Linked DNA regions of Homo sapiens: region 1 is linked to region 2. A link is an interaction called in ENCODE POLR2A ChIA-PET data of the cell type or tissue named here. Cell type or tissue: Panc1. All regions are shown on one strand. Each heading gives the region's core, and the rest is flanking DNA. Links, peaks and the distances in the headings are about the cores only.

Region 1 (8,018 bases), core at 1,435-5,434, 1.3 Mb before region 2:
ATCTTCCAGCTTCGGTAGCACCCGGCATTCCTTGGCTTGTAGCGGCAAAATTAGTCTCTGCCTCCATTTTCACATGGCCACCTTGCTTTGTGTCTGAGTCTTTACGTGGCATTCTCCTCTTTGTGTGTTGTCTGTGTCCAAATTTCCCTCTTTTTATAAAAACACCAGTCATACTGGAATAGGGCCCATGCCAATAACGTCATCTTAACTTGATTTACAAAGATCTTATTTCCATTCCAAATAAGTCACATTCACAGGTACTGGGAGTTGGCACCTCAACATATCTTTGTGGGGACACAATTCATAATATCTTCTAGCTTTCAAAACTTCCCTACTAATCAGTATAGTGTGGTTCAATACAGATTTCCATCTTAGAAAGAACTAACTCAAGTATATTTCACTTTTTCAGGCTGAAAAAGTAACAGATTTGAAGGTATGTTTCCCAATCTAAATAGACAGACCCCTCTCCTCCTGCCATCTACTTAGCAGTTAGACTACTCATTACACAATAAAGGTTAAAAAATAAGCTAGCCTCAAGCTAATTTCTTCCTGCCTTGGCTGCCAAACTTCTATTTAAAGGTGCTTTCTAGCAAAGTTCTAAATTAGCGTGACAATAAAGTACCATAAACTAAGAGGCTTAGAACAACAGAAATTTATTGTCTTATAGAAGTCCAAAATCAAGGTGTTCACAGGGCCGCATTCCCTCTGAAGGTGTGCTAAGGAGGGGTCTGTTCCAGGCCTCTCTCCTAGCTTCCTTGGTGTCTTAGTCCATTTGGGGCTACCGGAAAAAAAACAAAAAAACAAAATACAACAAAAAATACCTTAGACGGAAGTTTTTTCTCACAGTTCTGGAGGCTGTGAAGCCCAAGATCAAGGTGCCAGCAGATACAGTGCCTAGTGAAGGCTCTCTGCTTCATAAATGGTGCCTTCTGGCCATGTCCTCCTCATACTGTTTAAGGAGCCTGGGGGTTCCCTTCAACTTCTTTTATAAGGTCACAATTCTATTCACTGAGGGCAAAGCCCTTATGTCTTAAGCACTTCCAAAAAAGCCACCTCTTAATACCACTGCAATGGAGATCAGGTTTCAACATAAATTTTGGAGGGACAAATTCGGACCATAGAGCTTGGCTTGTAGACACATCACTCTAGTCACTTTGCCATGTTCTCCCTGTGTCTTCACACTGTTCTCCCTCTGTATGTGCCCAAATTTTCTCTTTTTTATAAGGACTCCAATCATAAGGTATTACGATCTACCTAAATGATCCCATTTTAACTTAAGTATCTCTATAAGGACCCTATTTCCAAGTAAGATTACATTCTGAGGTACTGGAGGTTAGGACTCCAACTTACGAATTTAGGAGGATACAATTCAATCTATAACAGTCACACTAAGCTGAGAAAGCCTGGGAAGACAAATACAGATTCCATCATTTGCCCCTTCCATGCTGTAGAAGACAGGTACAGACAAGGGTAACAAAAGCCTTTTCTTCTTACCTTCAGTCATCTGTCCACCTTGGTTATCAGAGAATCCCCTTAAAACAAAAAACAAAACTAACCCTAATAATGGTAACTATGATGGCATCAACACATGGGAAGAATCAATTTAAGTGGCTGTAGAGGTTGAATGTATTACTGGTTCAGAATTTAAGCATTCTTTTTTCCTGAAATAGAGTTATTCATCCCCATCCCAGCAACTTGGACCTTGGCTATGTGACCTAATTTGGCCAGTGGAATTCCAGATGATGTGATACACACTATATCCAATCACAAGATTTAAGAGACATTACAAGTGTCTGCCAGCTCTCTTGCTCAACGAGCATGTCCTATATGGGGTCTACTTCAACAGCTTGGCTATCCAAATGAGCAGACAACTGGAAGAGAGCCACAGTCAACCCACCTTATCTACATACAAAATGAATGAGAAAGAACATTTTAGTATTGTAAACCAGTAAAACTGTCTACTAACAAAGAACACTAACACACCTTACAACAGTACTTTCGCTGCATACATCTCTAGGGAATATAATCTAAGAACTAAAAAGAACCACAAAGAAATTTTAAACTGCTTTTGGTAGTCTTATAATAATAGTTTTATTAGTATTATTAACTTGAAACTTTTTATAAATATAGAGCAGGTAAGAAACTATGTTAAATCCATCATAAAAGAAAATTTTCAGAAGGGAAAAATACTTATTTACTTTAGATCTCACCTGAAAATGAGGGGCTTTTGGTGAGATGGAGTCCTTGAGGAAAAGGGAAAATAACTTATATTCACATAATACAAATGAAGCTTTAAAAATCTACACGTTCTAAAATGTATCCAACACCTCTTACAGCCACGTCTCTCTTTCTACAGTACCTATCACCTGTATTATTACGACAGCCTAAGAGTCTCCTAAGTTCTCCATTCTATGGTTCCAAAGTACCTATCTAGCCATATGGTACCACCTTTATATGCACTTTACTCTTCAAGTGAGTATGCTGGTATCATTCTAACATGTCCCACAAATTTCCACTTTTCTGCTTTTAGTTCTGTTTCAACTGCACTTGTTGAAATTTGTCTATTCTTCTTCAAATATTATCTCTTTATGATACCTATTCAAATATCAACATTAAAGATGTCTGGCTACTTTCCTCCTGTACCCCTAAGTGCAGTTTTATTGCTCTTCTCAAAACTGGACAACAGTAAAAAGATTATTGACCAGAAGTCAGAACGTTGACATTTTCTTTTTGATGCTACTGGCTTTTGACATTAAGGCATTACATCAAGTCATTTTAACTTCCCGGAGCCCCAGTTTCTTCAACTGTGAAAGAGAATAAAACCTAATCTATACACCTCACAGGTGGGAATGCATGGAAAAGCCATTTATAACCCACTAAGTGTTAACATTATTATGATGTCACCTTTTAATATGCATATTTTTTCAACCACTACCAAATTATAAGCATTTAAAAAGCAGTCTGTCATGATCTGGTTTCTCTTCAGAATGAATAAATCTTTTGCCTGTTTTAACAAAACAAATCAGCAGCCTGTATCTTATAAGGCACCTAAAACATTATTCAAATATATTTTTAAACTTTCATAAATAATAAAACATAGCTCTCATGCTCCAGCATATAAAATATAATTCGGCTGAGTGCATGGTTCACACTTGTCATTCCATCACTTTGGGGGGCAGAGGCGGGAGGATCACTTGAGCCCTGGGCAACATAGGGAGACCCAGGATCTACAAAAAAAAAAAAATTTTGGTTTTAATTAGCCAGGTATGGTGGCATGAACCTGTAGTCCCAGCTACTTGGGAGGCTGAGGTGGGAGGATCACTTGGGCCCAGGAGTTTGAGGCTGTAGTGAGCTATGATTATACCACCACTGCACTCCAGCTGGGGCGAAAGAGTGAGACCCCCATCTCAAAAAAAAAAAAATAAAGTATAATTCAAGCAGTATTTACATACAGTTTTGCCTTGATTAAAATAAAACAATATCGGCTGGGTGCGGTGGCTCACGTCTGTAATCCCAAACCTTTGGGAGGCCAAGGCGGACAGATCACGAGGTCAGGAGATTGAGACCATCCTGGCTAACACGGTGAAACCCCGTCTCTACTACAAAAAAAATACAAAAAATTAGCCGAGCATGGTGGCGGGCGCCTGTAGTCCCAGCTACTCGGGAGGCTGAGGCAGGAGAATCGCGTGAACCCGGGAGGCAGAGCTTGCAGTGAGCTGAGATTGCACCACTGCACTCCAGCCTGGGCAACGGAGTGAGACTCCGTCTCAAAAGAAAAAAAAAACTGCTAGGGACTTCTCAAAAGGACACAGAAGCCAATTTGAGTACCGATACAGAAAACAATGCAATAACCTAAAACATAAATCTGTGTAAATCCATGCATTCGTAGCATAGGCTATTTTAATGGCAGTTACATCACACTGTTGGCTGATTATTTCTTGGGATGTCGGTATTTCACAAAAAAAATGTCGGCCGGGTGCGGTGGCTCACACCTGTAATCCCAGCACTTTGGAAGGCCGAGGTGGGTGGATCCCGAGGTCAGGAGATCAAGACCATCCTGGCTAACACGGTGAAACCCCGTCTCCACTAAAAAAATACAAAAAATTAGTTGGGCGTGGTGGCAGGCGCCTGTAGTCCCAGCTACTCGGGAGGCTGAAGCAGGAGAATGTCGTGAACTCGGGAGGTGGAGCTTGCAGTGAGCCAAGATCACGACACTGCACTCCAGCCTGGGCGACAGAGCAAGACTCCATTTAAAAAAAAAAAAAAAAATTTGTATCTAGTATTATAGCTGCTTAGATCTTATCCACACTCTTGGACTTATTTGTAATTTTTTTAATCTAAATGTAACACTCTACAAATAATTCCTGTTATAAATTTTAATCGACTGTTGCTACAGTGCGTGATAAAGTGGCAGTCATCATTGGTAAGAAATCCTCTGAAAGTTTAACTCTTAAAAATAATAGTCAAACGTCAAGAAGAGGTAGCAGTAAAATAAAAAAGTGTCACAAGTAATTGGGTCTATATAATCAATTAAAATAAATATGGGTAGAAAAGGAAAATAAGAGTTAGACAAGAATGAGGACTAGTAACTAATGAGGGTAGCAAATCACTTTATGTGTTCATTTAAAAAAAAAAAAAAAAGCTCACCCTGTATGTGATGTTGCTGAGTTCCATAAAGACAAATATCAGGCCGCATGATGTAATAGAAAGAGTCCTGGACTGAGTCAGGAGACCTCTGTTCTAGTCCAAGGCCTCAGTTTCCTCATCTGTAAAATGAGGGTACTGAATTAGATAATCTGAAAGGGCTCCTCTAGCTTTAACACTGAGTGATCCTAAAGATGAATTTAGGAAGAATCAATCAAATGTAAGATTTCTGTTAACAGTAAGGTTTAACTGTTAACACTGGAAACAGCAGTAGGGAACAAGGTTGAAAATAATTTTCATAAGGACATAATTATGTCCTCAATAAAAAGGACATACACAAAATTTTAAATTGCAAAAAGCAATTGCTTTCTAACTTTTAACTGCTAGAAAGGTTTTTAGAATATATCAGCCTTAGTAACATTATCAGGCTTTATCATTAACATCTAAGCTGAATTAGTAATGAGTAACCCAAATTATGGCCCGAAAAGACCTATTCACCTTTGGCCAGACTGCCCAAGTAAATCTAGAAAATAGTACACCTTTGGGCTAGTACTTACTTTAAGTGATAAAGTGCCCATAACTGCCCCTGATGAAATAACTGAACAAAGAATAAAATGACAAGAAAAATGATTAGAGTAAATTAAACTATTTAAATTTAACATGCAATAAAACAATAAGTATGCTTGTGATATCCTTCTGTGTTAATGAGCATATTTTCCCTACTCATAATACTTTTTTCTGGTTCTCTCAAAATAGAAATCTGGCTTCTCCTTCTGACAATAAAGCTAACTGAAAGAAAAAATATATATTTTTTTTCAGTGACACACAGAAACATTTTTTTAAAAGAGTGTCTCCATGTTTAAGTTTTCTATACTGAAAGAAATCAAACATCTATCAGTAACAATAGGTCCTGGTACCTCAAAAACTGTGGTTTTCTAACTAAATTACCTAAATACAATTAACTGCCTGGTTCTAGCAAATCCTCCAGGGTCTGACAAACTTAACAACTAGCTTTAAGTTCAAAGATCAGCTGATGTTCTACTTTATATTTATTTGTTCCTTTATACTTCATTGCTTATGTTGATGCTAAGGTTCTTACCTGGCAGACTTAACACTTCAAGGATATGAGAACCAGTAAACGTATCTCTACAATCAAGAAAATCTTAGAAATCAACTTTTAAAGGATGTAAAGATATGATGAAACATTCATATGGAAAAAGCTTGTTTTTAAAAGTTTTTCTTAAATGCAAATTACCTAAAGTGATTATAAAATAACTTGACACACATGCAAGTCCACTACTTAGTCATTTGAACATTTCACCTTGGCAATACATAGTATCTCCTAATACGACATTCAGAATCATTAATAAGATTTCTCTCTTGTTCTTGGCCAGTCTTAAGATGGATGTAATATCAATGTGTCTCTGTGATAGAAATCTTTGAAACAAAACTTTCATTTACATGAAATTTATTTTTCATTTTGATTCTGGTATTATGATGGCAAATAACAGAAATCACATGGATATACAGATAACTCTTTAGGGTTCTATTTTGATCATGAGCTGTTTTCAGCAATTTTATCCATCTATCTTACCTTGTCCATCATTTTTTTCAGAGACTTAAACATTCAGATATTTAATAACAGGTGGGTTGTGGTGGCTCACACCTTTAATACCAGCACTCTGGGAGGCTGAGAGAGAAGAATCATTTGAGCCCAGGAGTTCTACACCAGCCTGGGCAACATAACAAGACCTAATCTCTACAAAGAGTTTTAAATATTAGTGCATGCCTGTAGTCCTAACTACTCAGGAGGGTGGGGTGGGAGGACCACTTGAAACCAGGAGGTCTCTGAGGCTGCAGTATGCCGTGACTGCGCTGCATGCACTCCAGCCTGACTAGATAAGGCAAGACCCTGACTTCAAAAAAAAAAAAAAAAAGATATTTAATAATGAAAATACAACTACTAATTATAAGATACAATTAATAGTATTGTCTTTAGTCAGTATAATTACAGTATTGTATATATAATATACAATATAAAATTTAAGTCTAACTGAACTATTGTTTCTGTTTGGGTAAAATATTCTCCTCTAGGAAGACACTGGTACTAAAATTAGAAGTTAAGGAGAATTTGATGTTTAAATAACTAGCTGGTACACAGTGTGAAACCCCCTTGATTGTTCACCACTAAATTTCTATCTGGAAGGCATGAACACACACTTGCAATTCTACCATCTCCAAAGTCAGCATACAACACAATTTTCTCTAAGACCAAAATGCCTTTTTTAGGTATCAGTAATATAGAATTCTTACAACAAAATGGCTAGAGCTACGCACAACATAGCACTTTTACTTTGAGAAAGTTATAATATATACAAATGGTGATTTAAACAAAAAAATTATTGCAGTATATTTGGAGTGATAAAAAGACAAAAGACCAAAAAAGAAGTCCAAATTTTTGGTTGCTAGAAAAATATCAAACCCTTATAACATCAAGTAATTTCATGTTATGTTCTAAAATGAATTTAAAATTGAGGTACTTCAAAAAAAAATACCAGAGAGAAAAATGAAATAAATTTAAAAATCTTATATCTTGTAATTACAAATTATATTTTGATACTAATATTTACTTTTCTCTCATCCCCACTCACAATTTAATCTGATACATATATTTAAAAATTGAGCCTATCAGAATAACTATCAGATTAACTTTCCTAACAGCAAATTAAGAGAGGCCAGAAAATGAACTGGTATTTGTAACAGTTATGCGTAACACTAGATGTTACAGCACTGAATTTTAATACAACTATACTTGTCTCTCAAAACTTTATGAAAGAACCATAAAATCCTGTCACAGTGGCTTTTTAATCCAACAACTCCCTAACAGACTATTACTAAATTTCTAAGATAGAGATTATATATATATATATATATATATATATATGAATATGAGACGGAGTCTTGCTGTGTTGCCCAGGCTGACGGGCAGTGGCACCATCTGGGCTCACTGCAAGCTCCACCTCCCAGGTTCACGCCATTCTCCTGCCTCAGCCTCTGGAGTAGCTGGGACTACAGGCGACCACCACCACATCTGGCTAATTTTTTCTGTATCTTTTAGTAGAGACGTGGTTTCAACGTGTTAGCCAGGATGGTCTCGATCTCCTGACCTCGTGATCCATCCGTCTCGGCCTCCAAAGAGATATTTTAAAATAAATTCTAATCAATCCAATCTCGCTAATAATTCCACAATAAAAATCATACAGCATTTTTTTTTGAAAAATAAATACAACACACTGAAAAAAGTGTCCTAAGCCATAATCCATAAATGACTATTGGTCAATTAAGAGAGTGGAAACAAACTCTTAATAATTTCC
Region 2 (8,018 bases), core at 2,219-6,218:
AAAGCTTATCCACCACGATTCAGTCGGCTTCATCTCTGGGATGCAAGTCTGTTTCAACATACACAAATTAACAAATGTAATCCACCACATAAACAGAACCAAGGACAAAAAACACATGATTACCTCAATAGATGCAGAAAAGGCCTTCCATAGAATTCAACATCCCTTCATGCTAAAAACACTCAATAAAGTAGGTATTGATGGTATTATCTCAAAATAATAAGAGCTATTTATGACAAACCTACAGCCAATATCATACTGAATAGACAAAACCTGGAAGCATTCCCTTTGAAAACCAGCACAAGACAGGGATGCCCTCTTTCACCACTCCTATTTAACATAGTATTGGAAGTTCTGGCCAGGGCAATCAGGCAAGAGAAAGAAATAAAGGGTATTCAGATAGGAAGAGAGGAAGTCGAATTATCTCTGTTTGCAGATGACATGATTGTATATTTAGAGAACCCCATCGTCTCAGCTCAAAAACTCCTTAAACTGATAAGCAATTTCAGCAACGTCTCAGGATCCAAAATCAATGTGCAAAATTCACAAGCTTTCCTATACACCAATAATAGACAAACAGAAAACCAAATCATGAGCAAATTCCAATTCACAATTGCTACAAAGAAAATAAAATACCTAGGAACACAACTTTCAAGGGATGTGAAGGACCTCTTCAGGGAGAACTACAAAACACTGCTCAAGGAAATAAGAGAGGACACAAACAAATGGAAAACTCATTTCTTCCTATCCATGCTTATGGATAGGAAGAATCAATATTGTGAAAATGGCCATACTACCCAAAGTAATTTATAGATTCAATGCTATTCCCATCAAGCTACCATTGACTTTCTTTACAGAAATAGAAAAAAACTACTTTAAACTTCATATGGAACCAAAAAAGACAATCCTACGCAAAAAGAACAAAGCTGGAGGCATCACACTACCTGACTTCAAACTATGCTACAAGGCTACAGTAATCAAAACAGCATGATACTGGTACTAAAACAGACACATAGTAGACCAATGGAACAAAACAGAGTTCTCAGAAATAACACCACACGTCTACAACCATCTGATCTTTGAAAAACCTGACAAAACAAGAAATGGGGAAAGGATTCCCAATTTAATAAATGGTGTTGGGAAAACTGGCTAGCCATATGCAGAAAACTGAAACTAGACTCCTTACTTACACCTTATACAAAAATCAACTCATTATCAAGTAAAGATTTAAACATAAGATCTAAAACCATAAAAAAACCCTAGAAGGAAACATAGGCAATACCATTCAGGACATAGTTATGGGCAAAGACTTCATGACTAAAATGCCAAAAGCAATTACAACAAAAGCCAAAATTGACAAATGGGAACTAATTAATCTAAAGAGCTTCTGCACAGCAAAAGAAACCGTCATCAGAGTGAACAGGCAACTTACAGAATGGGAGAAAATTTTTGCAATCTATCCATCTGACAAAGGGCTAATATCCAGAATCTACAAGGAGCTTAAACGAATTTACAAGAAAAAAAAAACTCCATCAAAAACTGGGCAAAGGATATGAACAGACACTTTTTAAAGGAAGAGATTTATGCGGCCAACAAACATGAAAAAAAAAAGCTAATCATCACTAGTCATTAGAGAAATGCAAATCAAAACCACAATGAGATACCATCTTACCCCGGTTAGAATGGTGATCATTAAAAAGTCAGGAAACAACAGATGCTGGGGAGGATGTGGAGAAATATTAACACTTTTACACTGTTGGTCAGAGTATAAATTAGTTCAACCATTGTGGAAGACAGTGTGGCAATTCCTCAAGGATCTAGAACTAGAAATACCATTTGACCCAGCAAACCTATTATTGGGTATATACCCAAAGGATTATAAATCATTCTACTGTAAAGACACATGCACACATATGTTTACTGCAGCACCATTCATAATAACAAAGACTTGGAACCAACCCAAATGCCCATTAACGTTAGACTGGATAAAGAAAATGTGGCACATACACACCACGGAATACTACACAGCCATAAAAAAGAATGAGTCCATGTCCTTTGCAGGGACATGGATGAACCTGGAAACCCTCATTCTCAGCAAAATAACACAGGATCAGAAAACCAAACATCACATGTTCTCATTCATAAGTGGGAGTTGAACAATGACAACATATGGGTACAGGGAGGGAAACATCACAAACCCAGGTCTGTCGGGGGCTGGGGACTAGTGAAGGGATAGCGTTAGAAGAAATACCTAATGTAGATGTCGGGTTGATGAGTGCAGCAAACCACCATGGCAACATGTATGCCTATGTAACAAACCTGCACGTTCTGCACATGTATCCTAGAACTTAAAGTATAATAAAAAAGAATCCTTTCTTGCATTTTTATTAAATTTTACATAAAACTATTCAGAATCCAGACTTACTGCTATCTACATTTTAAATCATACAAATGCTATTGTGTGTGAGAGTGTGCTTGCACACAGAGGGGCAGCCTAAAAAAGCCATATTCCTCATAACAAATGGTGCTATGAATTCTTAAATGAATGTAAATAAGGATTTATGTTGATATATCTGTGGTCCAAAAACCCTACTGCGTTGTTACCCCATAGATTTAAATGCTGTAGCAATCAATTCATCTAGTACAAAGAATAAAGCATTCTACTATTTCTCAGAGTTTCCTTCTGCTCTCTCACATTTTTTAAAGGCTATTAATTGATAGTGTAAGATTTTTCTTCATTAATAGAATATGGTTTATTCTAATGGTCATTATAGTGAAGATACTCTGCAATGAGGCTGTTAAAAGAGGGTATGGCACACATCTGGCAATGCTTGCTTCATTCCCTGTGAGCATCAAGCAACTGTCATCCTGCTAAATGAGTTGTCATTAGCAGTCAGATTTTTATTGCAGCCTTTTGGAGAAACACAGAAAGAAATCTAACTTTGAAGTAATGTCTATTGGAAGAGCTTTAATAGAGATGGAGTCTTAGTAAATCCCTTCTCTGATGTTCCCCATCCTAATATATTAGTAGTCTTTCTAAAATGGGAAGGTATTTGGCATGGGACTGGTGACCTAAAATTACCTCTGAAATCTGGCAAGGTATTTCAACACTGGCATGAATATTGTTTCCTCTCAGCCAGCATTTTTGGCAGGCATCTTATGCGTTGCAAGTACCTACCAAAAATGGGAATTAGATAAGGTGACTTGCAGATATGAATTAGCAATGGTTTCCTTTATTCAGGTTGGAATTTTCATAAGAAATTATGGTCTTAGCTTTCTTAGTCTTCCTTTGTAGTTACACTATGGCAATTTCAAAATTTTCCCTGAAGACAGACCTTATTGTACTAACAGATTTTCAACCTCCAGATAACTCCCTTCCTCCCTCCCTCCCTTCCTCCCTCCCTCCCTTCCTCCCTCCCTCCCTTCCTCCCTCCCTCCCTTCCTTCCTTTTTCCTCCCTTCCTCCCTTTCCTTCTTTCTTTCTTTCTTTCTTTCTCTTTCCTTCCTTCTTTCTTTCTTTCTTTCTTTTTTCTTTCTTCGTTTCTCTCATATAAATAGTACATCTTCATGTGCCCATATTTCATTTTATCATGCCAAAATTTATATTTTTCTCGTTTACTGTGTTTCTACTGAACTCTCAAATTTGTACTAAATGAGGAAGTGGTTGAACTTTTCAGAGACAAAACGTTATCATTTCATTAACTCAAAAAACATTAATTAGATCCCTATGAGGGCAGTTGTTTCCAACCTGAAATTCTTTGCTACCTAAGGGTTCCCAAAGATATTAATAGAAATCTGAAGTTACTTTAAATATTTCAGAAATTTAATTAGCTATAATTTGTATTTGCACATAATGAGACTGTATAGGCTAACTAAAATGGCAACTTTCTTTGCTTTGGCTAAAGTTATATCACACCTTTGATAATCCCAAGGTGATCCCAGAAACTTCACTTCATGGATACATCATAGTATATAATATCTCCTGAAGTGATATATATTATATCTAAAAATGAACGGCACCCCTACATATCCTTATTTTTTTAGCTCCAGACTATAGCTATTAACATAAGTTCTCATACGTACACACGCACCCAAAAACCTATAAATCATATTGCCACAGCATACTCAGGATAATAATGCTAACCTCAAATACAATGAATGTGTGAAAAAATAAAGTTTTTAATCCCTTTATAAGAGTCATCAAATGGTTAGTGAAGAGTATAGTTCAACATTGCTGCCTGGAGATGAGAACTGGGCAGACACCCAGGCTCCCTACCAGCTCATTCATCAACTCCATTACATTCAAAGCAAATACAAATCTGGGTGAAATGACTGTCACTGTGTCATGTACCTCCATGAGTGTTTAAACCTTCAGAGGCCAATGCTCTGCTATAGTTCAAGTCACACATACCACTGTTTATCTCAGACTGAGGATGGGCTCTTATTGGCATGTACACACACTTTTTTTAAAAAAGTGAGGAAATTATACTAAATAAATGCAACTTGAACGAAATCTTTCAAAATATAAAATCCATTGATGAGGGGTTGGGAATAACAAAAGGAGGCTTGGAAGGTGGAAAGTGTAACATTTAGCATTTTTGTGTTTTGTCTTGCTACAGTGGAATACCACATAGTGAGTAATTTATAATAAACAGAAATTTATTAGCTCACATTTCTGGAAGTTGGGAACTCCAAGATCAAGGCACTGGTGTCTGGAGAGGGCTTTTTTTCTCTTTTATCCCACGGTAGAAGGGCAAACAGAAGGGGTGTGTGTGTGAGAGAGAGAGAAAGAGGGAGAGAGAGAGAGCACACAAGCAAAAAGAGGGCCAAACTCATCCTTTTATAGATAAGCCCTCTCCCATGATAACAAACCCACTCCTGCAATAGAAGCACTAATCCTTTTATGAGGGCAGAGCCCTTATGAACTAATCACTTCTTATTCGGGTCCATCTCCCAACACTGTTGCATTGAGGATTAAGTTCCAACATATACTTTTTATGTTTTTGTTCGTTTTGTCAAAGATTAGTTGGCTGTAAGTATTTGAGTTTACCTCTGGGTTCTTTATTCTGTTCCCTTGTCTATGTAGCTATTTTTATACCCATACCATGCTGCTTTGGTGACTATGGCTTTATAGTGCATTTTGAAATCAGGTAATGTGATGCCTCCAGATGTGTTCTTTTTGCTTAGTCTTGCTTTGGCTATGTGGGCTCTTTTTTGGTCCCATGTGAATTTTAGAATGTTTTTCTCTAATTCTGTGAAGAATGACATTGGTATTTTAATGGGAATTGTGTTGAATTTGTAGATTGCTTTTGGCAGTATGGTCATTTTCACAATATTGATTCTACTCATCCATGAACATAGGATGTGTTTCCATTTGTTTGTGTCGTCTATGATTTCTTTCAGCAGTGTTTTGTAGTTTTCCTTGTAGATGTCTTTCACCTCCTTGGTTAGGTATATTCCTAAGTATTTTATTTTATTTTATTTTTTTGCAGCTGTTGTAAAAGAGGTTGAGTTCTTGATTTGATTCTCAGCTGGTCACTGTTGGTGTATAAAAGAGCTACTAATTTGTGTACCTTAATTTTTTATCCAGAAACTTCGCTGAATCCTTTTATCAGTTCTAGGAGCTTTCTGGAGGAGTTTAGGGTTTTCTAAGTAAACAGTCGTATCATCAGCAAACAGCAACAGTTTGACTTCCTCTTTACGGATCTAGACCCCCTTTATTTCTTTCTCTTGTCCAATTGCTCTGGCTAGGACTCCCAGTACTATGCTGAAGAGGAGTGGTGAGAGTGGGCATCGTTGTCTTGCTCCAGTTGTCTGAGGGAATGCTTTCAACTTTTCCCCCTTCAGTATTACGTTGGCTATGGGTTTTTCATAGATGGCCTTTATTACATTGAGGTATGTCCCTTTTATGCCAATTTTGCTATGAGTTTTAATCATAAAGCAATGCTGGATTTTGTCAAATGCTTTTTCTGCATCAATTGAGATGATCATGTAAGTTTTTGTTTTTAATTCTTTTTATGTGGTGTATCACATTTATTGACTTGCGTATCTTAAACCATACCTGCATCTGTGGTATGAAACCCACTTGATCGTGGTGGATTATCTTTTTGAAGTGTTATTGGATTCAGTTAGCTAGTATTTTGTTAAGGATTTTAGCATCTATGTTCATCAGGGATATTGGTCTGTAGTTTTCTTTTCTGGTTATGTCCTTTCCTGGTTTTGGTATTAGGGCAATACTGGTTTCATAGAATGATTTAGGGAGGGTTCCCCCTTTCTCTATCTGGTGAAATAGTGTCAATATGATTGGTACCAATTCTTCTTTGAATGTCTGTTAGAATTCTGCTGTGAATCTGTCTAGTCCTGGACTTTTTTTTGTTGATAATTTTTAAATTACTATTTCAATCTTGCTGCTTGTTATTGGTCTGTTCAGGATATCTAATTCTTCCTGATTTAAGCTAGGGGGGTTGTATCTTTTGTCTGTAGGAAGCTAATAAAAACTACCCTGTCCATGGGAGAAAGGAAAGGAAAGGCAATGTGGAAGAGTGTAAAGTGTATGGAATCTGAACCTACTTCAATTTGAGCTCAAATCCCACCTTCATTATTCATTATTTACTGGCAGTTTGACAAGCTATTAATTGATCACAAGTCTAGTTTCTCTGAGATAGAATGTTCCCTGGTATACTTCTCTGTTGATACATAAATGACACTTAGTCTCTGTGCTTTTTCTTACTCTGTATTGTCGTAGAGTTTGGTGCTTGCCTCTGTTTCTGCAGCTACATCATATTATGCTTTTATGTGTTTATTCATAATATTCATTTATCAAGCACTTACTTGGTGTGCTAGGCCAGTTCCAGATGCAGGAGAAATTCACACAATGCCTGCTTTCATGGAACTTAGAATCTAACAGAAAAAGAGAGATGATAAAAATAAATACATAATAAATATTTAAATAAAAATCATAAGATTGTATCAGTTATATCTAAAGAATTAAAGCGTGTAGTAGAGAGCAACTTGCAAGCTACTTTAGACTCAAGGTTAGGAAAGGCTTTTCTGAGGGAGTGAAGTTTAACCTGAAATAAATTACAAAAAGGATCTAGCCTTACAAATATTGAGGGAAAGGGGGACCCAGGCTGAGGAAAGAGCTAGGACAAAGGTGCCGGGTTTTCCCTGCTAAACCATGAGTTCCACCTCAGTCCATTTTTATGTGTTTCTGAATGCTCCCATGTTGCATTTTAACATATTACTTTATTTCTATGTAGCACTAGCTATTACTGCAGTAATGCTGTATAACAACCATACGATTTCCCTGCTTAAAACTCTTCAGTAAATTCTTCTCATTGGACTTAGAATAAAATCCAGAATATAAAGTAGAAGCTCCATGACAATAAGAGTAACATATGTCTGGTTTGCCACAATGTCTCCAGCACAGGTTTTGGTGTCTGATAAGAAGTAAATTCTTGCGCTTGTAGAATAACAAGAAACAAGTATGTGAATGAAACTGAGCTCTGTATCGCAGCCCATCAATCTCCTCAAGGGCTTGCAACCCACTTTCTCCTTCAAACCAGTCTCTTACTAGTACTGGCCCTTTGCCATTCAGCACATGCATTTTTCCCACCTGAAAAACAAAACTAACAGTAACAACAACAACAATAACAAAACCTTTCCTTTGGCCCCTTTAGCTGCCAACCCTCCTCCTTCTCAAGTGTCATAACTTCACTTGTCATCCACACTCAGAATATCATTTCTACCCACAGTTTTCAAGTTATCATAACATACATAACTGCCAAAAATCAATGGACTATTTTTTTTTCTCATCTTACTAGACTGCTGGACTTCCTTTGGTGCTGTTAATCTCCTTTTTCTGTAAAGTCTCTCTTTCCTAAGCTTCTAGTTTTCCTTTCTCCAGTCACCTCTTATCTTCCTCATGGGCTGTTTACTTCTCATCTTCCCACCCCAACTGGTTTACCCTTACCACTCTGTTTCTTTTACTATATGATAAGCCCTAAAGAAATAACCCAA

The links. ChIA-PET counts read pairs that join two places held together with the same protein. Peaks named below come from ENCODE experiments on the same cell type or tissue, not always from the same donor. Only the 100,000 strongest peaks of a DNase experiment are listed, where the experiment ranks them.
Region 1: POLR2A ChIA-PET joins it to region 2 with 5 read pairs; 2 of 35 experiments call an interaction of 5 or more read pairs at or near these places.

What each region holds. Positions count from the first base shown.
Region 1 is chr3:177,075,180-177,083,197 of GRCh38, forward strand. The region is part of intron 2 of TBL1XR1 (TBL1X/Y related 1); the gene reads right to left. Among named protein-coding and RNA genes, the nearest start is that of TBL1XR1-AS1, 42 kb to the left of the region's middle. In Panc1, for the core only: no CTCF peak of the experiment used is centred there; no DNase peak of the experiment used is centred there; H3K27ac peaks cover 680 bases.
Region 2 is chr3:178,364,921-178,372,938 of GRCh38, forward strand. It overlaps LOC105374235 (a long non-coding RNA gene), which reads right to left. Exons shown (of 11, transcript NR_188692.1): 2 at 6,831-6,899. Among named protein-coding and RNA genes, the nearest start is that of LINC01014, 50 kb to the right of the region's middle. In Panc1, for the core only: no CTCF peak of the experiment used is centred there; no DNase peak of the experiment used is centred there; H3K27ac peaks cover 416 bases.